Regions from separate parts of the Homo sapiens genome. Here all the other regions are linked to region 3. The links are chromatin loops, found by intact Hi-C in ENCODE. Cell type or tissue: Caco-2. All regions are shown on one strand. Region 1 overlaps CNTNAP2 (contactin associated protein 2). Region 2 overlaps CNTNAP2 (contactin associated protein 2). Region 3 overlaps CNTNAP2 (contactin associated protein 2).

Region 1 (8,000 bases), 74 kb before region 3:
TGTGAGGGCCTTCACAGGACACCAAGATCCAAAAGCAGCCAGGCCTAAGTGCTTATGCAACAGGGTGAACAAAAAGTAGTAATTTTGAAAAAGTAACTAACTATATGGAGATACTAAAGACAAGGGTTATTTTAACAAGAGCTTTTTAACTGTCAAAACACTTTTTGTTTGTACCGATTTCCCTCGGCCTCAACTCCCCGCCTCTGGAGAGAAGAATGTTCTTTTCTTCCTGGTAGAGAGAAGCCATCTTCCATATGAAAGTTTCATCTCCTGCTTTCAGGAAGAAAAGGGGAGGTCAGAGTGTCCTTTGTGCATCTGTTGTTTTTCTTTTTTTCTTTGAGATGGAGTCTCACTCTCACCCAGGCTGGAGTGCAGTGGCACCATCTCGGCTCACTGCAACCTCTGCCTCCCGGGTTCAAGCGAGTCTCCTGCTTCAGCCTCTCAAGTAGCTGGGACCACAGGCGTGCACCACCATGCCCGGCTAATTTTTGTCTTTTAGTAGAGATGGGGTTTCACCATGTTGGCCAGGCTGGTCTCGAACTCCTGACCACAGGTGATCCGCCCACTTTGCCCCCCAAAGTGCTGGGATTATAGGCGTGAGCCACCACGCCCAACGCATCTGTTGTTTTTCAAGTGCCTTTAGCTCAAAATTGTCCCCATCTCAAGCCAGCATATCTGGAGGTGGCGTGTTCTGAAGCCCTTCAGGACCTTGCTGGAGAAGGTGTGTCTGCCTGGCAGAGAGCAGAGACCCCTGCTTAGCCAAGCTGGAGCTGGTCCGGAATTGCTGGGGGAGCGACAGGCTGGCTGCCCTCTGGAGTGCAGGTGGGGGAGCAGGCAATAGCAATGGCGGTGGGGGTGAGAGTGAGGGGCTACCAGGGCGGTTCAGACACACGTCCAGAGGTCTGTGGGCAGGTTGCCATGGCTGAGACGCTAGGGTCACAGAGGGTTCTCTTAAAAGGCCTGCGACTCAGACAGGCTTCACCTCATGTCCTCGCACTCTGGGCAGAGCCTCTGCTATCCCCCTCCTCGAGCCTGTGCTGGAAATTGCAGTAAGCCCCTTCCTCTTGCAGTGTCCCTCCAGAGCACGCTACTGAGAAAGCTTGACATTGTGCTCACCTTAAAAGCAAAATCTTTAAGGAATTCCATTGTTTATCATAGAGCTTATATTGAAGGGTGCATTGGGAGCCAGGAAGCAACGAGTTGATTGATAATTGACGCAAAGGGACCCATATACCTTAGAGAATGACGGGGTGGCTCTAAGAGTCAGGAAGGGCTTATTTTAGGAATCAGGCTTATGGTGGGGAGGGTTCAAGGAAGCAGGTGTCTCTAATCAACTGGGTGCTCTCAGAAAAGCAGGGCTAATTCAGTTATTGGGCCTCTTAATGCATTTCATCTGGGAGGCAGGAAGAATGGAGAACACTAACGTTGTTATTGAAGAAATTGCCGGGAGAAAGAGATGTTTTGGTTTTGGGTTGTACAAGGTCTGTTATTTTTTAATTTCTTGTATTAGTTTCCCAGTGTTGCTGTAACAAATTGCCACAAACTTAAGGACTTAAAACAACATGCATTTACTATCTCACAGTTCCAGAGGCCAGAAGTGCAAAGTCAGCGCAAACGGCTGAAGTCAATCAGAAAGGCTGGTGCCTTCCGCAGGCTCTGAGAGGAGAATCTGTTTCCTTGCCTTTCTCAGCTTCTAAGAGTCTCCTGCGTTCCTTGGGCCCTTCCTCACGTCACTCTAACTTCTGCTTCCGTTGTCACATCTTCTCTCCACTGCGACCCTCTTGCCTCCCTCCTATAAAGACCCTGGTGGGGACCTGAGACCCACCCAGGGAATCCAGGAGAATTCCCCTATTATCTTAATCACATCTGTAAAGCCCCTCTTGCCAAGGAAGGTGACGCGCTCTCAGGTCCTGAGAATTAGGATGTTATCTTTGGGAGGCATGATTCCGCCCACCATATCTCCATATTCAGACAAAATTGCAGAATGGTCTCGTGTCACATGGTCAGGTCCTGGAGAGCCCTGATCCGATGCTGCTGTTCTGAATTATGTTCGGCAGGGGGACAGCACCACCTGGTGGTAACACTCGGCAAAGCATCCGCCGTCAGCTGCAGAGCTGCTTTTCCTTTGGGGTCCTCTTGCTTTAACCCACCTTCCCCACAATCCCACTCATCCCTTCCGGCCACAGCCCGCCTTCTTAGACACAAGGCAGGCAGGAGTATGCGAGAGAGAAGACGTAAGGACGCCTTGCTCGTGGTAAGATCAGAGACTGATCGGAGAACGCTTTCCTCCTTCCCTCCTTTGAGAATTTCCTCAGGCACTGCAGCTTCACCTTTGTGAATGTTGAAGGCTTTCTGGATATCCTCGTCACTTCTCATATTTTCCTAACTGAGCAGGTAATTTGGATTAGAACTGTACAGCATGACCCATTTAGGTTCCTGTTCACTGTTTTGAAATTAATGACTTCATCAATGAGTTAAGGCTAGGAGTGTTCATTATGTTTTTTAGAAAAGTCAAAACCGAGCAGGATCACCGAGAAGCAAGATGACACAATCAACAATCAAAAACCTCTGAGTAGAGGCTATTACTGTGTTTCAAAACAAAATATATAAAAGTGGCCGGGTGCGGTGGCTCACGCCTGTAATCCCAGCACTTTGGGAGGCCGAGGTGGGCGGAACACAAGGTCAAGAGTTCGAGACCATCCTGGCCAACATAGTGAAACCCCGTCTCTACTAAAAATACAAAAATTAGCCGGGCGTGGTGGCGGGCGCCTGGAGTCCCAGCTACTAGGGAGGCTGAGGCAGGAGAATGGCGTGAACCCGGGAGGCGGAGCTTGCAGTGAACCGAGATGGTGCCTCTGCACTCCAGCCTGGGCGACAGAGCGAGACTCAGTCCCAAAAAAAAAAAAAAGAAAGAAAGAAAAGTTTATATAAATAAATGTAAAATTTAGCATTTTTGGTTAAAGCCATCAACCACGCAGACATAGGAAGGGAATACACTTATAGAGATCAACTAGGAATTTTATTTTACTGTAGCTCAGCAAAAATAATATAAAATGGCTGCCAAAAAGCCAAGGCCGTCTAGTCTGGATCTGCAGAAACAATTCAGGAAAAGGAAGGTACCTCCACTGTGTGGGTCATGCCAAACCTGAGGACGGATTTCCCTTCGGTGCTCGCGACTTTAAAAGTTGCATTAACAACTGTTAATGTCAATTATCAAGATCCCACCATGTATTGTATTGGGCTGTATTGGGCCTGAGGACACAGAAATGTAAAAACCTAAACATGGAAATTTAATCTTTAAAACTGTGTACTATGTATCCATAGAACGAAATACTAGTCATCCATGACAAATGATTTTTGTTGTATATTTATTGAGACAGAAGACATTCATAATATATCGTCAAGTTAAAAAATATACAAAACATAATATGTGTTAGTTGGGTTCCATCCCTTTTTACTTAAAAAGTTGAAAGAATATACATTAAAAGTTAACATTGACTATCAGCTGGCAGTTTTTTTCTGCAAATCTATATCATTTTTTCTATAACGAACGTATATTACTTGTATCCATTTTTAAAGCTAAGAAAATAGAATTTTGTTGTATTTTTATCGACACAGAGCGACATTCATAATATATCATCAAGTTAAAAAATATACAAAACAATGTGTTACTTGGGTTCCATCCCTTTTTTATTTAAAAAGTTGAAAGAAAATACATTAGAAATTAACATTTATTATTAGCAGGCAACTTTTTTTCCGGCAAATCTGTGTTTTTCTATAATGAACATATATTATTTGTATCCATTTTTAAAATTCTTTAAGAAAATAGAACTTTGTTACAAATTTAGTTTTTTGTTTTGTTTTTTTTGTTCTGAGATGGAATCTTGCTGTCACCAGGCTGGAGTGCAGTGGCGCGATCTCGGCTCACTGGAACCTCCACCTCCCAGGTTCAAGCCATTCCCATGCTACAATCTCCTGAGTAGCTGGGACTATAGGGGAGTGCCACCACACCCAGCTACTTTTTGTATTTTTAGTAGAGACAGGGTTTCATCATGTTGGCCAGGATGGTCTCGATCTCTTGATCTCATGATCCACCCACCTCGGCCTCCCAAAGTGTTGGGATTACAGGCGTAAGCCACTGCCCTGATCACAAATTTAGTTTTTAAATTGTAAGAAGTATGAGGTGGAGATTATCACCTCCTAAGGCATTGCCAGGTAGGCTATTGGTTAACAATGGCATTTTGCATTTAACCATTTAACAAAAGAGAGTAAGTAAACAGAAGTGCGGTGGCAGTTACCCATGGGTGTCATTAGATGGCAGCAAAGCAGCTAGCTAATATTTAAGAGCAGAAACTGAAGAGCTTTTGCTCCAAAGAAACATATATATGAGATTTTAAATATTTAAGATTATCTGAACGGAATAAGTGTTTTTGTTTGTTTGTTTGCTTCCAGACAGGGTCTCACTCTGTCACCTAGGCTGGAGCACAGTGGCATGACCACAGCTCACTGCAGGCTTGACCTCCTGGCCTCAAGCTATCCTCCCACCTCAGCCTCTCGAGTAGCTGTGACTACCGGTGCACACCACCACACCCAGCTACTTTTTAAAATTTTTATAGAGATAATGGTCTCACTATATTGCCCAGGCTGGTCTTGTACTCCTGGACTCGAGAGATCCACAAGCTTCAGCCTCCCAAAATGCTGGGATTACAGGCATGAGCCACCACACCTGGTTTGTTTTGTTAATGATGCATTTGACGTTATAGAAAACTTTTCAAAATGATAGCCAAGCATGCAAATGTTTACTTTAATAGTTTTTGGGGGTGGGGTGCTTTTGGATTTTTGTGGCAATACTACTCATGCACAAAAACCTACTGTACCAGTTCTGTGGGTCAAAAATCTAAAATGTTCTTGAGATGTGAGGACCCTTTGACTCTTAACCGTGACTGTGCAATGATCTCTAAGTTTCTAGGAAGCAGTTTCAAGATTCTGCTGCAGACAGTCATTAATAATGAATGACTATTCATCGTAGTATGATGTGGTGATGCCATTTGATCACTTGCCTGCCCTCTTTCTTCACTGCCACTCTCTCCTTCCTCCCAAGAGCACAGCTAGCTTCCAGCATCTTTGCTCATCTGAAGGACAGTTTTTTGCCTAATCAGGCCCAGTTTGAGCAAGGACTCTGGATCGTATCTGCTTCTGAGTCTGTGCTGCTGCCTTCAACAAGTTGCTGCTTGTTCTGTCTCCTTCCTCTACACAATTGACGTGGCCCCCATGGGAATGCCCATGTCGGAAAGCAATGCTGTGCTTTCTTATAACCCGCACCTCTCGTCATGCTGACCTTAGCACGTATTAAACTCACTTCAGAAAAATGAATGCTTACAAAAGAATGTTTTCCACCGGGGTGGGGGGCCCAAAAAAGGCCCAGAAAGCTCTAAGAGCTCACAGTTGGAGAAACACATCTAGACTGTATAGGTGGTAAAAAGACAGCTGAGAAGATAAGGCAGGAAAAGCCACACAGGGACACAAAGGGCAAGGCCAGTGATTCTGACACCACCATTGGCACTTTGTCCACGGGCAACAGGATCAGAAACGTGCGTCGCTTCCGTGGTTACTGTCTGTGCACCGTTCCCAACAGCTTCATTTCTCTCCCTCTGCTGCCAACTCGCCCAACCACCCCTGCCTGTGGCAGGAGAAATCATTCTCATTGGGATAACCGAGAAAACTACAACTGTTTACCCCACTTGACCCTCAGCATTTGAGTGTGTGTGTGTGTATGTGTGTGTGTGTGATCATGTCACAAAATAAAATGTTTCCGCAAAACTTCATTGCTGTAGATGTGGCATATTCCCTATCAGAGGCTGACACTGGAGATTGGATCAAGCAGATGTTACTCCATTAAAAAGAACATGGATCTTAATCCTGTAGGTAAATCATCCACAGAAAATGTACATCACCTGGAGAGCCGTTCATAAAGGATCTTCACTTACCATCCTCAGATTTTTTCAAAGAACCCCAGCAAAGGAAGACATGGGTTTCCATTTTCTCGGGGTGGTGTTTTAGAGTCAGTGCTGATGAAATAAGATATCAGAAAACCAGGGTTCAAAGAGTGATGTCATCCCCACAGGGAAGATTTGGTTCCACACAGGGTAGAGACGTGCTTCTAAAAGTGTCTCTTGTTTTCCTCCTGCAGCTCGATCATTATCCTTCTGTGAGTTACCATCTGCCAAGTTCATCCGACACCCTCTTCAATTCTCCCAAGTCGCTCTTTCTGGGAAAAGTTATAGGTAAGAATGTGGTTCGTTAGGTATAAATGCGTGCTACAAATACATTTGGGTAATGTGAGTTTGGATTTTAAAACTATCAGGTAAATTTCTCTTACTGGGGCCAGTCACGAATATCTTCTCTGTACAGGAAAGTTACGTGGTTGTTCTCGGTGTTGCACAAGCAAAGCGTCAACAAATTATCTTTGGGGGAAATTGCTCATGTAACTCATTCTAAAGCTAATTCGCCTTTGAAATACATTGTGATTAGGCTGGGCATGGTGGGTCACGCCTGTAATCCCAGCACTTTGGGAGGCTAAGGCTGGTGGATCACTTGAGGTCAGGAGTTCGAGACCAGCCTGGCCAACATGGCAAAACCCCGTCTCTACTAAAAATACAAAAATTAGCCATGCATGGTGGCAGGTGCCTGTAATCCCAGCTACTCGGGAGGCTGAGGCAGGAGAATTGCTTGAACCCCGGAGGTGGAGGTTGCAGTGAGCCAAGATCGTGCCACCACACTCCAGCCTGGGTGGCAGAGCGAGACTCTGTCTCAAAAAAAAAAAAAAAAAACAACCAAACAAACAAAAAACACATTGTGATTGGTAATGGGGGCTTCTAAGTCAGCGATGGTAATGGAACAAACGTTGTTTGGTGCGTGGCATAAACTACAACCCAAGCGAAGGCAAATCTGCTCCAGGCTTCTCTATGTAGAATTTGGTCTATTACAGACCTCTACCTACTAGCAATATGTAATTTAACGTTTCCTTTGTCAAAGCATATCAACATGATTCTATCTTCCTCTCACTCGTAAGAAAGCACCTTGATATTATTTGCAGATAAGAAGGCCAATAAGGAATTTGACAGTGTGACAGAACACCCTTCCCCATGTGCGACTGTGAATTCCAGAGTCTCCTTGTCCCTCTCTTCACCAGAGGAGATTAGCACTGTGCAAAGCTAAAAAATGTACCATGAGCCACAGATATGTGAAGATTACACCCTAAATTTTTAAAATATCGATATGATTGGTGAAGTATTTTAAAATATTTAATGTGAAGCCAATGAATTTTGTTCATATGAGGCTGTGTACTGTGAACTGCAATGAAAACAGTAAGATGGTGGTGATGTACAGGTGGGAGGGAGGTCACTCGGCGGCCAGTGTGTAGAAGTGATCAGAATAGCATTAATGGTAAAAATGCTCACTTAAAAACATGCGGCAGGGGTCACAAAATGAGGAGTGAGTAGGAGACTGAACCTATAATAAAAATAATAGACTGGGCGTGGCGGCTCATGTCTGTAATCCCAGCACTTTGGGAGGCTGAGGCAGGCAGATCACGAGGTCAGGAGATCAAGACCATCCTGGCTAACACGGTGAAACCCCGTCTCTACAAAAAAATTTAAAAAAATTAGACGGGCGTGGTGGTGGGCGTCTGTAGTCCCAGCTACTTGGGAGGCTGAGGCAGGAGAATGGCGTGAACCCGGGAGGCGGAGCTTACAGTGAGCCGAGATCACGCCACTGCACCCCAGCCTGGGCGACAGAGGGAGACTCTGTCTTAATAATAATAATAATAATAATAATGTGCACTTATGTAAGATTTACTGTAGGCCAGGCTCCAGTTTAAGCACTTGACAGATATTAGCCCATTCAATCTTCGTCACAATTGTATGAGGTAGTTAAGATTATGATCTCCACTTTTTAGATGAGAAAACTGAACCATGAAGAGATTAAATAACCGGGCCACC
Region 2 (8,000 bases), 51 kb before region 3:
AGAAAGAAAGAAAGAAAGAAAGAAAGAAAGAAAGAAAGAAAGAAAGAAAGGAAGGAAGGAAGGAAAGAAAGAAAGAATTCTTATTATTATAACATTCCAAAGTATTCCAGAAGGCATGGAAAATTTTTGAATTTCTTATTTATATACAGTTGATCATTATTATTATACATTTCATATTTACAAATTCACCTACTCTCTAAAATTTATTTAGAACCTCAAAAGTAGTATTCTTGGTGCTTTTGTGGTTATTTGCAGACATGTGCTGTGCAGCAAACAATTTGTCATCAATGTGTACATTCTCATTTGAAGTCAAACAAGGTGATGCCCTTGCCTTCTAGTTTCAGCTCTTATACCATAAACAAGTATCATTTTTGTAGTCTATTCAGTGCCATTTTTTTTGCATTCTTGTGTTTTTATTGGTGATTTTACTGTATAAAATGGCCCCTAAGTGGAGTGCTGAAATGCTATCTATTGCTCCTAAGCACAAGACGCTGCGATCTGTCCTGTGGAGAAAATACATCTGTTAGATGAGCTGTCTTTAGGCATGACTGATTGTGCTGGCAGCCATGAGCTCAATGTTAATAAATCAACAACATTTATTTCAAAACTGAATATTAAATAAGATACACACATAAAGCAAGGTAATGTATTGGTTGGTTGATAAAATGTTATGACCAGATGCTTGCAGGAACCTAACCCTGTATTTACTTTAGGAACAATGTTTTAGTATTCACTAATTGAGTGTTAGCAGCAACTGTATGAAACATAGCTACTGCAAATAGTGACAATTGACTGAATTATTTTTAACCTGCATCACATGAATATGATGATACATTATGTTTTTATATTATTTTGCAGTTTAAACAGCTCTTCCACAGCTATTATCACACATGATGTTCATGGAGCGTTACAGTTTGGCTGTGTCCCCACCCAAATCTCATCTTGAATTGTAGCTCCCATAATTCCCACTTGTTGTGGGAGGGACCCGATGGGAGATAATTGAATCATGGGGGGGTTTCCCCCATACTGTTCTCATGGTAGTGAAGAAGTCTCATGAGATCTGATGGTTTTATAAGGGGTTTCCCTTTCAGTTGGCTCTCATTCTCTCTTGCCTGCTGCCATGTAAGATGTGCCTTTCACCTTCTGCCATGATTATGAGGCCTCCCCAGCCATGTGGAACTGTGAGTCCATTAAACCTCTTTTTCTCTGTAAATTACCCAGTCTCAGGTACGTCTTTATCAGCAAAGTGAAAACAGACTAATACATGGAGGTAAGAGGAGAGTGGTTACTGCTCAGCACACTAGATTAACAAGTCCAACTAAGGCTACCCAGGTAGAGCCTGGTCTTCTCCTTCTGGTTTGTGAAATCTCATGGTGCTTCCTATAGCATAAAGACTGGCTGTCACTCAACACCACTGCATCTTAAGGTCCGTGGAAGGGGAACATAACATGTTTCGAAGAAAAAGGTCTGGGCTACAAAGACCCTTTATGTAATCTTGCTAACGACCTGGAATTTAAACTTTGGAGAGCTTGAAGGTTAACAAATTGGAATAAAAAGAAATCAAGTCACTCCTTGTTTGAATGCTCTGAAGAACAAAACAGAAAAACACAATGAAATGGTAACAGAAGAAGCAGATTTGGCCCAATAAGTCTATGCTTTGAATGTTCCTCCGGCACTAACATGGCCACATTTGGGAAGACTGGCATCCCCACAGACTTTTCTGTAGCACTTTGAAGGAAGAATAGAGCAGTTGTAGAAAAACAAATGTTTGCATGAAAGAATTATTCACCTCTTAAAAATCTATAGGGTGTGAATAATCCTGCTATAAAAAGCATTAAATGTTTATAACAGATATTTAATGGGACTGTTATGTTTTTTGGCAGCAAGCATGGCTAGATTTTGAATGTCACAGCTCTGTGCTCTGGTGATAAGACAGACTCTGTGGTCTAAGTAAGAATTATTTTCCTGCTTTTAAATGTAGCTGTTAAAAAACAATAAAGTGTATTTATCTAAGGAAGATAATCTTCTAAAAGAAGTGTTTAATAATTTTTAATTCACAATTTATACTACTTCTCCAAGGTAAATTCATTTTCCAACTGTTACTCCATCTTTATTGACTGGGAGGAATTAGCATTCAAAATACAAACTCAGAGGTTAAAGCAAAGCCATACACAGAAGTGAGCCTTATTCCATTGTCTTTTATCACGGGTGCCAGATTTATTTAACAGACTGTCTTTCAGTCTCACTTACAGTAACTAGACAGGTACTATGGAGGACAGTGTATGTTGAATGCCTTCCAAGTGTGAAACACCTGCCTGGCACTACATTATCACTAATTCTAACCTTGCAAGTAAGTGCCTACTTAAATCTGCACTTGACATGTGAGGAAAGAGGCTCTGAAGTTTTAAAGTGACATGTGCCAAGTCATATAGCTAGTAAGTGGTAGAACCATGATTCCAGGGTGGGTCTTTCTGTGCTTGTTGGTTTATTTACTGTCTGTGTTTGTTTTATGAAAGAGAAAAGACCCTGAGAGATAGGCATAGTACAGGTGACCCTTGAACAACAGGAGAATTAGGGGTGCTGACCCCCTATGCAGTCAAAATTTTGCATACAACTTTTGGCTTTTCAGAAACTTACTGCCAATAGCTTACTGTTGACCAGAAGCCTTACTGATAACATGAACAGTTGATAAAGACATATTTTGTATATGTATTATATACTGTATTCTTATAATAAATTAAGCTAGAGAAAAGAAAACATTATTAGGAAAATCATAGGAAAGATAAAATACATTTATTATTCCTTAAATGGAAGTGGAACATCATAAAGGTCTTCATCCTCATCTTCTTCACATTGAGTAGGCTGAGGAGGAGGAAGAGGGGTTAGTCTTACTGTCTCAGGGTTGGCAGAGGCAGGAGAAAATCTACATATAAGTAGACTCATGCAGTTTAAAACCATATTGTTCAAGGGTCAACTGTGTATTTATTTGATGCTTCAGAAAGGGGACCATGTCAATTCCTGATAAGGTTCTCTCCTCTTTCCTTTTCCTCCATCTCTCTGTGTCGATCCTAGTGCTCTCATCGGCTTTTAACCAGTAGAGGTCTCCAAACTGTCTTGTGGCAGCCTGGGCTCCCTATACACAGAAAGACCTGGCTTCAAAATTCTGGTTAATATGGGAAGTGCATTAGGAAGTAGAAAGGAAAGAAAAGTCAAACAATAAGGAAAGGATTAATATAAATCATAAATTAATTTTGTGGGCCTAATTACTATTTTTTAAAACACTGTAAGTTTTAGTAGATTTTCTTACTCTAAGTTATAGAAGTCAAACCCTAAAACACGTTAAAAAAAATCTTTTTGTTATTTCTTAACTATTACGGTTATTTTATCAAAATTAATTAATATCAAATTAATGATAATACAAAGGAAGTCACATTATTAATTAAACAAAGTGACTTAGCCTTGCAAATAAAACACTATCGTGTGGATTAATAGTTTGAAGGTTTAACTTTACAGCCTTTTCAATTGACTGTAATTTAGAGCATTTTTAGGTTCACAGAAAAATGGAGCAAAAAGTACAGAGAGTTTCCATATACTCCCTCACCCCTCCCCACGTTATACATAGTTTCTCTTCTTATTAACATCTTTCTACGTCATGTTTTTGGTGTTACATACTTGCCACACATAGTACCCTAATAATCTCTTGGGCCGTACATTCTCTGGGTTTGGACAAATGTGTAATGACACAGATCCACCATTACAGTATCATAGAGAGTGGTTCCCCTGCCCTAAAAGTCCTCTGTCTCCACCTGTTCATCCCTCCCTCCCCTCTGCTCCTTGCCCGGTCCCCAGGCAACTACTGATCTTTTTCCTGCCTCTATAGCTTTGCCTTTTCCAGAATGTCATATAATTGGAATCATACAATATGTACCCTTTTCAGATTAGCTTCTTTCACTTTGTAAAATACATCTAAGTTTCCTTCAGGTCATGGCTTGATAGATCATTTCTTTTGATTGATAAATAATATTTCAGCCTTATTTTTGTAAGGAAAAAATCAAATCAAGAAACTAAAGTTTGAACAGCCACTATAGAAAAAAAGGCAAAAGTCAATAAACAAAAACAATTGTTCAGCTTCGCTCATAATTGTATACACCTCCCAGCTCTTGGACTAGGTAACATCAGTGGCCAGCAAGATGCCACCGATTGAGTGATTGTTTTTATTTCATGCCATGTGACCCATTGGCCCTCCTTTTCCTGACACATTTATAATCATCTTAATCCCAAAGCAACTGTTTTTAACAAATATGCATATATCCTCTGATTTTCTGTTGCTATAACAGAATACCCAAGAGTGGGTAATTTATAAAGAAAATGACTTTATTTCATTCATGCTTCTGGAGGCTGGGAAGTCCAAGGTCCAGGGGCCACTTCTGGTGAGGACTTTCTTGCTGTGTCATGGCATGGTGGAGGGCATCACATGGTGAGAAGGCAAGACCAGGTCAACTCAGGTCTCTCTTCCTCTTTCTTTCTTTCTTTTTTTCTTTTTTTTTTTTTGAATTGGAGTTTCACTCTTGTTGCCCAGGCTGGAGTGCAATGGCATGATGTTGGCTCACTGCAACCTCCACCTCCCGGGTTCAATTGATTCTCCTACTTCAGCCTCCGGAGTAGCTGGGATTACAGGCACGTGCCACCACGCCCAGCTAATTTTTGTATTTTTACTAGAGATGGGGTTTCACCATGTTGGCCAGGATGGTCTCAATCTCTTGACTTCGTGATCGGCCCGCCTTGGCCCCCCAAAGTGCGGGGATTACAGGCGTGAGCCACCGCGCCCAACCTTTTTTTTTTTCTTTTCTTTTTTTTTTTTAAAGACAGTCTCACACTGTCGCCCGGGCTGGAGTGCAATGGCACAATCTTGGCTCACTGCAAGCTCCGCCTCCCAGCTTCAAGTGATTCTCCTGCCTCAGCCTCCCAAGTAGCTGGGATTACAGGCGCCCACCACCATGCCCAGCTACTTTTTTGTATTTTTAGTAGAGGCGGGGTTTCACTATGTTGGCCAAGCTGGTCTCAAACTCCTGACTTCGTGATCTGCCCGCCTCATCCTCCCAAAGTGCTGGGATTAAAGGCATGAGCCACCGCGCCCCGCCTCTCTTCCTCTTTCTTTAAAGCCACCAGCCCCATCATAGGGACCCACCGCGATGACCTTATCTAATTCTAATTACCTCCCAAAGGCCCCACCTCCAAATACCATCAACATATGAATTTAGAGATTAAGTGTCCAACACATGAAATTTGGGGGACACATTCAAACCATAGCATCTTCTTTAAGATAATGTAAAACTATTAAATTAAATAATAGAGTAGAAATCACACTAATAATTTGTGGGTCTATTCAGATTATATATTACCTAATAATTTTTACCTATTTTTTGAAAATTGTTCCAATCATTCCCCCTGCTTCCTTTTCAAAAGAGTCAAACATAGCCAGTTAATTTAAGGTATCTGCAAAACCTTTCCACCAAGACTTTTATGGTACAGAGAAGTGACTCATAAGCCACAATTCAATTAAATTTAGCAAATATTTCTTGGACAACAACTACATGCTTGAGGTTGGCATGGGGACCTGTTTTTAAACCTCCTGTTCATTCTACTTTGACTTTTTAATTACAACAGATTAAAATATCTTATTCAGCAAAAAAAAAAAAAAAAAAAAAAAAAGAGAGAAAAACCCACTTTGTATATTGAATTTTTGAATACACAAGAGAAGTGCAACTCAGGGTGGTGGGATTCCTACCTAGCAGGCCTGTCTCCCTTTGATTACCCCAATATTCCAAAGGTGCAGGTTTTGTGCACCAGGCACTCTAATAGGACCCTATCAGCTCAGCGCTCTCAGAAATTTCAGTTGTCTCCCAGCCCCTAGAAAGTCACAATAGCTCCAGGGTTGTGCTTAACGGGCCATAGTGGGAGGATTTGGAAAGGAGAAGGTGAATCTTTTCTGTGAAAAGCAGGTGGAGGAAACTGAAGAGTGGGGAGAAGAGAGGTGGATGCTGACCTGAATTGTGTTTTCAGGAGCAGGAAGAGTGTGCTCTCTGCTTAAGAGATGACCTGAATGGCAAGACTACATGTCACTCGGATGGTACACAGATACTGTCTTGATGGGAGTTTTCGGAACAGATTTGTCCTCCCAGGGTGAAATAGCAGAGAGATTTGAGGCAGCCCTCAACTAGAGTATGACCAATAAACACCAACTTACTTGGTTTTTTTCATTCCTTTTTCCCTGTGTCCAAGAAGCAAAATGATAATGTAAATGAATACACACACACTCACACTCACACACACACACACACACACCCCATGTTGGGGAGGCGGGTAAAGGAACAGAATTGCTCTCAGCAAACACTGGTGGCATCAAAATAGCCAATCATGCTGATGGCTGCCACACAGCTCATGGAAGCCTTCCACAGGCCAGCTCTCTTGCTGTTGGCTGGCTGGACTTCCCAGCTCAGTCCCTCACCTCTTTACAGGACAAGGCACACCAGAAACCAAGGCTGTTGGGGGAGGCAGCAACAGAGACCAGACGTTCCCTCTGCACACACATGATGTCATCAATAGAAACTCTGCTGATGATGAACCCACTTTCACACAAACCTTTTAAAGCCTGAGTTATTTTTTGCAATGACAAAAATAACAAACCACATTTTTTTAAATAGCTTCCTTAATAATAATGGAAATTCAGGTGACATTAATGAAAATTGTAGCACATGTTCAAATCAGAATCTATGTTCAGTGTTATATGCAGAATATAAAGGGATTTCTTTTCTCAATTGATAGAAAAGGGAAGTCATATTTAAGTAGTCACGGTATCCTAGATTTTTAATATAGCAACATAATTGAATAATATTTTGATGTATCTGGTTTTAGTATTTAAGGTGATAAAATATTAAATTTAAGCTTAAAATTAAAAATAGAGGAAAAAGAAAAACAAATTGAACTGAAGTGAAAATGTTTCTTGTTTTTTAAAAAATCATTGTACATAACAGTTTTCACCTTCACTTTTAGAAATCAAAGCACAACCCTCTATCACATGGTAAAGAGAGTCAGCCATACGGAAAACCAAGCTGATTGTTCTATTCCTGTGCAAATTCTAACCCTAAAATATTTCTCTATAATGCTTTAAGAAAGAAAGTAAATCTGGAAAACATTTTTTATCATTTTGAAAGCTGCCTTTGTTTTGATTCTCATTGTGAAGGTCAAGGATAGGAGAATTTCCAGAGATGGGAATTTATCTTCACTTTATGCTATCATTTCAGAATGAATAGTGATCAGGTTCTAAATAATGCATTCCACAGGTGTGAGCAACCACCCTATCACTTTCTATCTTCATGTGGCTGGTGCCTACAACACTAAATTTCTGCGGCAGATTCATTAAGGTAGTTGTTCATTCCCTGTCGTAATTAGACCTCCCATTTCAGCCTTTTATGTCAAATCCATCACTCACCCTGGCACTCAGGCTCACCTCTTTACAAAGCCCTTCCCTGGTGCTATTCTGGCTCTAAACACAGGTGATAAATGTGTCAGCATGGGGCACATTCCTGTCCCTGAGGACCATCAATCGTTAAGTACAGAGAGCTTTTTCCAGCAGCCTTCTAAGATTTATACCCATGAGGATATTATTTTTGTGGCTGCATGAAGGAGAATTATTACTTGAAATGGGTTTTGTGAAAGGATGGTTTTGGTGTTGCTTTGGCACCATTTTAAGCTTCTTTTCACAAAATTGACCGGCGCAAGTCAGAATTTATACTTCTATGAATGTAGATCTTCACCATCTGATGGTGCTGAGTCCTACAGAGAAGAGGATTTGAGACTTTCCAGTTTTTAGAGATCTCTACGATGTGCAAGAATCTAGATATTCAGAGGCCGTACTGACTTCAATCACATGGTAAATTAGTATATGAGAGTTCGCAGTAATAAAAGAAGTATGTAAGTGATCAGCATGTGTTTTAGTC
Region 3 (8,000 bases):
GCTTTAGTTGTGACCGCAGAAAGCACCCTGCCCCAGCATGGAGCACCAGGGCCTGCACACCTTTGCCAGGCCCCAGAAGCACTGCCACTGCCATGATACCCAAGAAGAGAGAGATTAGCAAGTGCTTTGTACCAGAGGGGAGGGCTGCCCATGCAAAGGCCTGCCTGGGGGAACTCCAGCAATCATTGGGGGAGACTTTGGGAGAGTGGAGAGAAGGGGCCTCCTGAAAAGACACAGCCAGGGGAAACCTACTTTCATGATATCAAGACTCTAATTTTAGAGGGCAGTGTTTGCAGATCCTACCAATGACTCTTTGTCCTTGAGTCTGTGTTTGAGGTGGAACCACTCAAAGACGGGGAAGATGAGGCACCTGGAGCCAGGCGCCTGGTCTTTGTGTCTGCACTTAGCCAAATTCCCTCTCAGCTGTATTGTGTCTGGAGGAAATAGAAGCATGACTAAGCTGATTTGTATTCTGCCAACCAAGGGAAAATATAATTAACACGGCAGCAAGACTCAGCAAACCCCATGGGAAAGTCCAAGAAGGAAAGAGCTCCCGTGGCTCAAGATGATGTCAGAGGCAAAGAGAGGCCAACCCACTCTAATCCCACAGCAGGTCTCCTCTCTAATACCTCAACTCATAAAGGGAAAAGACAATGAAATCCAGGCCTGCCATGCCTTTGAAAAGAACACACAGCCTCTAGGAGTGATTGCAGGGATTGAGCAGACTGTGATGGGGGTTTTCTCATGATGGGAGTCTCCTGCTGTTGCTGAGTGCTGCCAATCACTGCCCACACCTCCAGCAGGGAGGTGACTTCCTCAGGCTCTGCTACTCCACATCAACTGATTAACGCAGCTGTGATAGCACACCTAGCAGAGACAAGAGACTCCCAGACACTAGGCAGGAGTGAGACCAACTGCTGTATCAGATATACACCTAGCTTATAATTACGTGTCAAGAGAAGGAAGATTAGGCAGACATCAGTAACCGCAAGAACTGAAATGTGATGGCTGGTATCCATCTTCAGCCTGCTCCCCAGCTAATCATCCCCTAAAAGAAATGCGGGAGAAAGCTGCCTCCTAATACATTTCATTGGCCCTTCATCTCCGTCTGCTGACTCACATTTGAATTTAGAGACAATTTGCTAAACTTTCTAGATTTTTATTTACTTAACATTGCCTTAGCCTTTTTGATATATTCAACTATAGTATTCTCCAGGTTTAAATATTGTACGTTTTTTTTCACAACTTTAACAAATTAGTGCTCAGTTCTCCTGGCTTGAAATTCCCATATCTTTCATGAAGCTGTTGAAACTAAAAGGCTTAGGAGGAAGGTCACCCACCTCCCTCATTCTCCTTCCCTTCTTGCCCAGAGGAATTTATGTCTGTCTTCCTGCCCCAATATCTACATATCCAGCCATGACTACATTGTTTGGTTTAAGTAACTGCCTCTCATTACAGAACTAGATTCATTTATTCATTCATTCTACAAAAACTTGAAGAACATTTATGCTGGATTTGAATCCAGTGTCAGAATTGTCTTTGATTGGTTCTATCTTATTTCATAGATTTGGGGTTTGAATTTAATAGCTAAGCATATAAATATAATTTTATGCAAGATAGCACCTTAATTCTAGTCCTTATTTAATACAAATAGTGATATAATGAAATGATATAGTTTTATCTAGTTTCATCTAGAGAAATATGGAAGGAAAAATACAAATAGTTAAAAAAAGGAGGAAGGCTGAAAATATATAGCAGTTGATATGCTTCTCAGAGTCATCTTTTACTAATCAGTAGCAGTGGTGATGGTCTTTTAAAAAAAAAAAGTTTCGGTTGCTTTTAAAAAGAGATTTCCAGTGGGAAGCCTGTGAGTACTGACTGGCTCCTGTCTAACCTACACTTCCTGTTTGGTTGATGAAAAAGAAAAAAAAAAAAGCCAAAACTAAAAGGTACATTCCAGAACAAGTAGTCATTTTAACAACTGGCGGAGCCAAGAAAATGCGATCTAGTTTCCCTCTGTCCCCCAGTCTAGAGCCATTATTAAATAATTTAATGCCATAGAACTTATATCAAAAATAGACACATTCCTTAGGAAACATTTGAAACTTACTGGTTTTGACCTTAAAATGTAATCATTCATGAAGAGATCAATCTTTCATATGTTTTCAAATATGAAACACTCAAGTCCATTGTCAGAATCCCAATAGTGTGGAAAGAAACCTACCAGGGCAGGCTTATCTCTGCTCATTCTTTGCTAAAATATCCATTGCATTTGCTAACTGTGAAACGATGGGTAGGTTACTTCACTTCTCTGAGCATTGAAGATGCCCTGTCTACAAAGGATAACAGTCTCTCTCCCAGGGGTAGCTGTAATTGTGAAATTAGGCAACATATATAGGAAGGTGCCTAATGGAGTGGCAATCATTTATTCATTCATTCCCGAAATATTTATCGATTGGCCACAATGCCCAGGCACAGAGCAAGGTGCTAGTGATATCAACACGGGGGACACTTCACATTTCCCCCCATTCCTCCCTAACGGTGCAGCAGACACCCCACTAAAGCTGAGGAGGCCCCTGCTGCTCCCCCTCCCTCTCTGCTCCCTGAGTCTGTGAGAGGCATCGCTCCAGCCTCCCAAGAAAGCCCTCCCCCTGCACATCCAAGCAGCTCCCTCTTATCCTGATGCCCTGACCCGCCTGCCCACAAGGAGCCTCCTCCCTGAGCCGGGAGGACTTTCCTTCTCTCCTATGACAAGCCCTGGCCCTAGGCAGCTGAAAACAATCACCCAGGAAGCTCCTTCACCGTCAGATTCCCTGACAGCCCTGGATCTAGCGAGAATCAGGTGATTTCGATGTGAAACGAGGTTTGGGAACCACTGCTTTCAGTCACATTCTTTTTGTTTGATCTTCTCAGAATCAGCAGGCATTTCCCTCTGCTACTTTGTCCAAGATCCAACCCTTCTCATCTGCGTCTTGCCAGTCTCTCCACTTTAGAGCTTTGTTACCAGCTACTTCTAACCTCTTGCACAGAAATCTCTACTCACCACTGTGGAGAGTGAAAAAGGAATGGGTTTTTATGTATTTCTAGCCAGCTCTTGGCCCTGCGCCATGCAGAGTATATGCTGTACATTGGACTTTCGGGACACTTCTCTGTTAAATTCTAAGCCTTATGTCTGTGGTGTCTCCACAGTGAGTAAGCTCTTAATCACATTCCCTATTGTACCTTCTTAGATGAAAGAGCAATGGGTCAGGGGGACTTTTTAAATGTCCTTAAACTTGATTAGTTTAATCTTTATTATGGCTACAGAATGTTTCTTAAATTTACATACGATAAAATCCACTATTTTATATTAAGTAGAGTTATGAGTTTTGACAAACAAATATATTCAGGTAGCCACCACCATAATCAACACACAAAGCAATCCATTACCCCCAGATTTCCCTTACATCCTTTGTTGTCCCCCTCATCCTGTACTTCCAGCCCCTGAGAGCCACTTATCTGATTTCTGTCCCGACAGTTTGCCTTTTCCACAATGTCATGTTATATAAATGGAGACATACAATATGCTGATGTGAGCATTTAGAAAGATCATGTATTTAAACAATTATTAGAGTAAGGGCTGGCTATGGTGACTTAATTTTTTGGTTTCTGACACCTATAATCTGATTTGAAGTGTGTCATTCTGTGCATCATGATCCTTTTTGCAGAACCTGTGTCTATTAGAAAATCCAGATGAAGCAGGCTCTTCCTGTTGTCCTTCATTTGGAAAAGACAGAAGAACAGAGCGCTTTACGAAAGTCAAGTTACAGCTTCCTAATTTTCTCTCCCATGGACAAACTCTTCCCTCCCCCCACCCCGACCTAGCCTCTTACCCACTATCCTTTGCAAATTCCTATCTCTTATATTGCCCAGTAATTGGGGCGTGGGGGGGTGAGGGGGGGGTGAGTTACTGCTGATGAACCAGGAGGCAGAGCAAGGTTTATTTTGCTAAAGGCTTCAGCTGCTACTGCCTGGACCTCAATAAGCATTTTCTGCTCTTTCCTATCACTACTGTCTTCCCTTTCTTTGAGAAGCAACATAAAGATAAAAAGAAAAATACTTGATTTTGTAGCATGCCAGAATATTAAGATGCTCCTGAAAAGTGTGGGATTTAAGGCTTCTCAAAAAAGAGCAGAGGAGGGAGTGAGAGAAGAAGACGGAGAAGGAGGAGAAGGGGAAGAGAAAGGGGAGGTGGAAGAAGAAAAAACCACCATCAGAAACTGAGTATTACACAGGACGTAACCTGTGCTCTGAGAGTGAAGGAGGCCACACAGCAGTAGAACCCCGACAGGAAAATCAGAAAACATTATATTTTTTCCCAGATCCCAGAGTATCAGATGTTCCATTCAGAAATAATCCCTATTGACCCAGTCTCTGTGTCTCTCTCTCTGCCAATAGCATCAAGCACAGTAACCCTTTCCATGCTAATCCCGTTATTAATGCCATCCACAACAAGCGTAGTGTAAGTAAGACACGAAGTGTAAAAAAACTTTCTTCCCCGCAGTCCGGGCTCTCAGAGCCCTCCTTGTAGGTCAACAGTATCAAAGGTGCTTAACGCAGATACACCAGGAGGCTCAAAGCCCAAACATCGAAAAAAAAAAAAAGACCCACTCTTGTGCTGTGTGTATTGCCCACGGGTGGGAGGATGCAAGTACAATTACGTTTTTTAAAACTCCAGTCCAGATATTGGCTTTTCCTTGGATACTTTTGTGTGGCTCTCCCAGTACAGTCAGATCCGCCGCCGCAGCCTAGCGCTCCACCCCGGGTTTTGCGTCCTCCCCTCACCTGCCTTTCAGTGGTGCGGGGTTTGATCCCGAGAGCGGTGGACTCAAAGCTGCCCGCCGGGACTCGGGCTGCCGGCCGACAAAGGACGGTCCTCGGGGGTTCTGAAGTCTGACCCGGCCAGTGGGAAAGCCACCTGCATCACAAAGCGAGGGGCACACCTGAACCGGGGCTGGCGGGAAGAGGCAAGTATTGCGCGCGGGCTGGCTCCCACATGGAGCTGCCTCCCGGTGCAAGTGTTGCAAGGGTGCGCTGCTCCAGCCCGGGGAGCGCGGGAGGCGGCGGAGAGAGCGTCCGGGTGATGAGCGGGGCACTGTAACTGGATTTTAACACCTCTGCAAGCAGCGCTTTTGGTCAAAAAATTTCCGATTCTTGATCTTCTCTCTGCAAGGTCGGGGGTTCTTTGGGGAGTAAATCACAGCGTTTGGGTTTGCATTCGAAGCACTACCAAGTCTACTCCACAGGGTCACTGCACGGGGAGCAAGTAAAGGAAAACGAGGAGAATCTGAGAGTGCTCCTTCGTGCAGTGTGTGTGTGTGTGTGTGTGTGTGTGTGTGTGTGTAGGCAAAGCTGAGATTTACATGGTGTGAACTGTTAAATGTTAACAGTTAAATCCCACACTTTTCAGGAGCATCTTAATATTCTGGCATGCTATAAAATTTTTGAGACTTGTTTAAAGAAGGGGACTTCCTTTTTAATTTAGAACAAATTAGTAGTTGTTATAACATTATAGATACTAATCAGTAACAATACTAGTAGGTAATGCTTTCTGTAAGTAGACACACCCCAAAAGTATCTGAAAAGTATCACCAAAACGGAGCGTGCTTTCACACTCCTGCAAAACAAATTAGCCCTTAAACAGAATAATTAACATCCCGAGGGAAGATAAAGCATATAGGTTCCTTGAATCATTACGTTACATTTAAAGTCGGTCCTGTTCAGTTTGCCTTTGTCCCTAAGGAGTAAAAATAGCATCAAATTGCTTGTTTGGTTTTCCCCTTTTGAAACTCAGCATAGTGTTTGGTTATCCATGAAGGTGGCTTTAATATTTCACCCTCATATTTGGCAGACAGTTCTGGACTTGCTCCTCTCCCCGTAGGGACTGAGTCCCACTGGCAGTGTGTGGAGAATAGAATTGATTCTCGCTTTTTCTTTGCATAATACCTAATCATCACCATTAGCACTTCAGACGTTCACAGCTTTCTGAATAGGTGTCATTTCTTCCACATACCCTATTGATTTGCATCATTAACAATTGAAAGGAAGCTCTTCTTTTGATTAAGAAGCCAAACAATTAGGAAAGCGTGGATTCTTTCATAGTATTTATTGAGAGGCGTCTCCACCTGATCTAGGCTGTGTTTAATGGGATGAGAGAGACTAAGAGAGAACAGAAAGTGTAATTACCGCCTCTCCAGGCCCGTCTTTACTTTTTCCAGAAACAGAGAATTATGAAATTATTTGTAATGTTACAAGGACCCTTGGAGCTCTTCTAGTGCAAGTCAAGTTTATTTCACAAACGGGAGGTCTAGACAGCCTTTGTTTCTTCTGAACGGGTCTGCAAGGCCAAGATCTGGATTCTGACCCACAGCGACTGCTGATCCAGGAATTCCATGCACATATGCTATGCACTTAGCGCTGATTGTGAAGAAACACCAAGGTGGCCCGTCAAGACCTGAACTACCACAGGTCTAACTTGGGAAAGCCTCATTCCTCACGTTCTTTCCGCTTCTACTGTAATGGTACTGTGCCTCTTGCCAGCCCACACTTATTCATTTGAAATGTGCACTTTGGAAGTTCACTGCATTTAATCGATTCAGAGGATTTCTTTTTTTTTTAATTTTTTTTTTAATCAGTAGCTGAGCTATACTACCTAGTTCTAATCCGTAATAGTGTGTTAAAAGACTGTTTTCTGTGTAGTTGCTGGCTGTTATTTAAATCCCAAGGCTGCTGAAAGTTGGTAATAGAACCAATAATAGCAACCATTACTCAAAAGTCTATTGCTTACTATTAACTATAATAATTAACTATTAAGTATTGATATTGTCCCCATCAATTTTTAGGCGTTACCTAACATTATCCCCATTTTACAGATCAGAAAACGGAGGCTTCAGAAAGGTGAAGTTACTAGCCCAATGTCACTCACCTTCTAAGGTGGGGAGCAGAAGCCAGGTTGGTCTGACCCCTAAGCTCATGGTCTTTCTATACTACCTTAGTAGTATAGAAATGTTCTAACTTTCACATTCCCGGATGTCTGAGCTCAAGACAAATTTTAAATAAATTAGCGTGGCTTTGATGTTCTCTCACTAGTGAAAGGGTCTATAACACTTTAGGCAAAATGCATTGAAATTATGTTAAACCTTCATACACTGCCAATAAGCAATGACTTCCCAGAAACCATACTCCACATTTGACCCAGTCTCTAATTTAGTGAGAAGGTGAGATGCATGGAAAGAAGGCAAAGGAGAGTGACTAGTGACCCCCAGAAAAGGGAATCTCTTCCCGAGGTTTGTGTTGTGCCCTGTGGAGCTGAGAGGAGAGTAGGGAATTGATGGAGCAGAGGCTTAGCCAACGCATCTGAAAGAGAAGAGTGTTTTATGTCTTTAATTTCTTCTTGTCAGAATCAACCAAGCCCAGAGCTATTTACGTGTTGAGAAGGGTCTCCCATGGAGAGGCCTTCCCAGTGGCCCTTCTACTCTCTGCTGCGGTGGTTTATCATGTCTTCAAAACAGACTCGCCACCAGGCTTCCAACAGGATAATACAAATGTGAAATTTTTGTCCTCAATAAAGAGTCAGAAATGATGACCATTCTGCCACTTTCATCATTTTAAAATCTGTATTCCTGAAAACTGGCCTCGAATTTATTTCTGTATAGTCCAAGGTATTGATTTGAAAGTGAGAGGCTAGCATGAAAGCCAACACTTCTCAACTTTAAAAAAAAATGCCTTAATATTTAGTATTTTCTCATTCTAATGTATCCTGTAAGTGTTCTTTCTGTACTTCTTGTTAAGGCATGGCTGTGTAAACTTCAGAGGGTTTTGGGAACAGCCTCCATTGTCATCCACTTTTCATTCTAAAATCTTGGTATATCTGTGCATACATGCACAAGGCCTCCCATGATTGCACTGCTTTTACGAATAATCATAGTCAAAATTCATTTTTTAATACTGCTAGCTCAATT

The links. Peaks named below come from ENCODE experiments on the same cell type or tissue, not always from the same donor. Only the 100,000 strongest peaks of a DNase experiment are listed, where the experiment ranks them.
Region 1: it touches region 3 in a loop (5-fold over the local background); 2 of 110 quality-filtered maps call a loop at or near these places.
Region 2: it touches region 3 in a loop (6-fold over the local background); 3 of 110 quality-filtered maps call a loop at or near these places.

What each region holds. Positions count from the first base shown.
Region 1 is chr7:148,260,843-148,268,842 of GRCh38, forward strand. CNTNAP2 (contactin associated protein 2) reads left to right here. Exons shown (of 24, transcript NM_014141.6): 21 at 6,191-6,284. Among named protein-coding and RNA genes, the nearest start is that of C7orf33, 330 kb to the right of the region's middle. RefSeq lists a silencer at 1,955-2,249. In Caco-2, CTCF peaks have their summits at 2,078 (motif pointing left) and 4,324; DNase peaks (open chromatin) are centred at 2,069 and 4,308; H3K4me3 peaks cover 219 bases.
Region 2 is chr7:148,283,258-148,291,257 of GRCh38, forward strand. All of the region lies in intron 21 of CNTNAP2 (contactin associated protein 2), which reads left to right. Among named protein-coding and RNA genes, the nearest start is that of C7orf33, 300 kb to the right of the region's middle. RefSeq lists an enhancer at 7,270-7,824. In Caco-2, a CTCF peak has its summit at 3,073 (motif pointing right); a DNase peak (open chromatin) is centred at 3,104.
Region 3 is chr7:148,334,628-148,342,627 of GRCh38, forward strand. All of the region lies in intron 21 of CNTNAP2 (contactin associated protein 2), which reads left to right. Among named protein-coding and RNA genes, the nearest start is that of C7orf33, 250 kb to the right of the region's middle. RefSeq lists enhancers at 419-1,324, 4,596-5,126, 5,746-6,351. In Caco-2, no CTCF peak of the experiment used is centred here; a DNase peak (open chromatin) is centred at 4,814; H3K4me3 peaks cover 2,080 bases.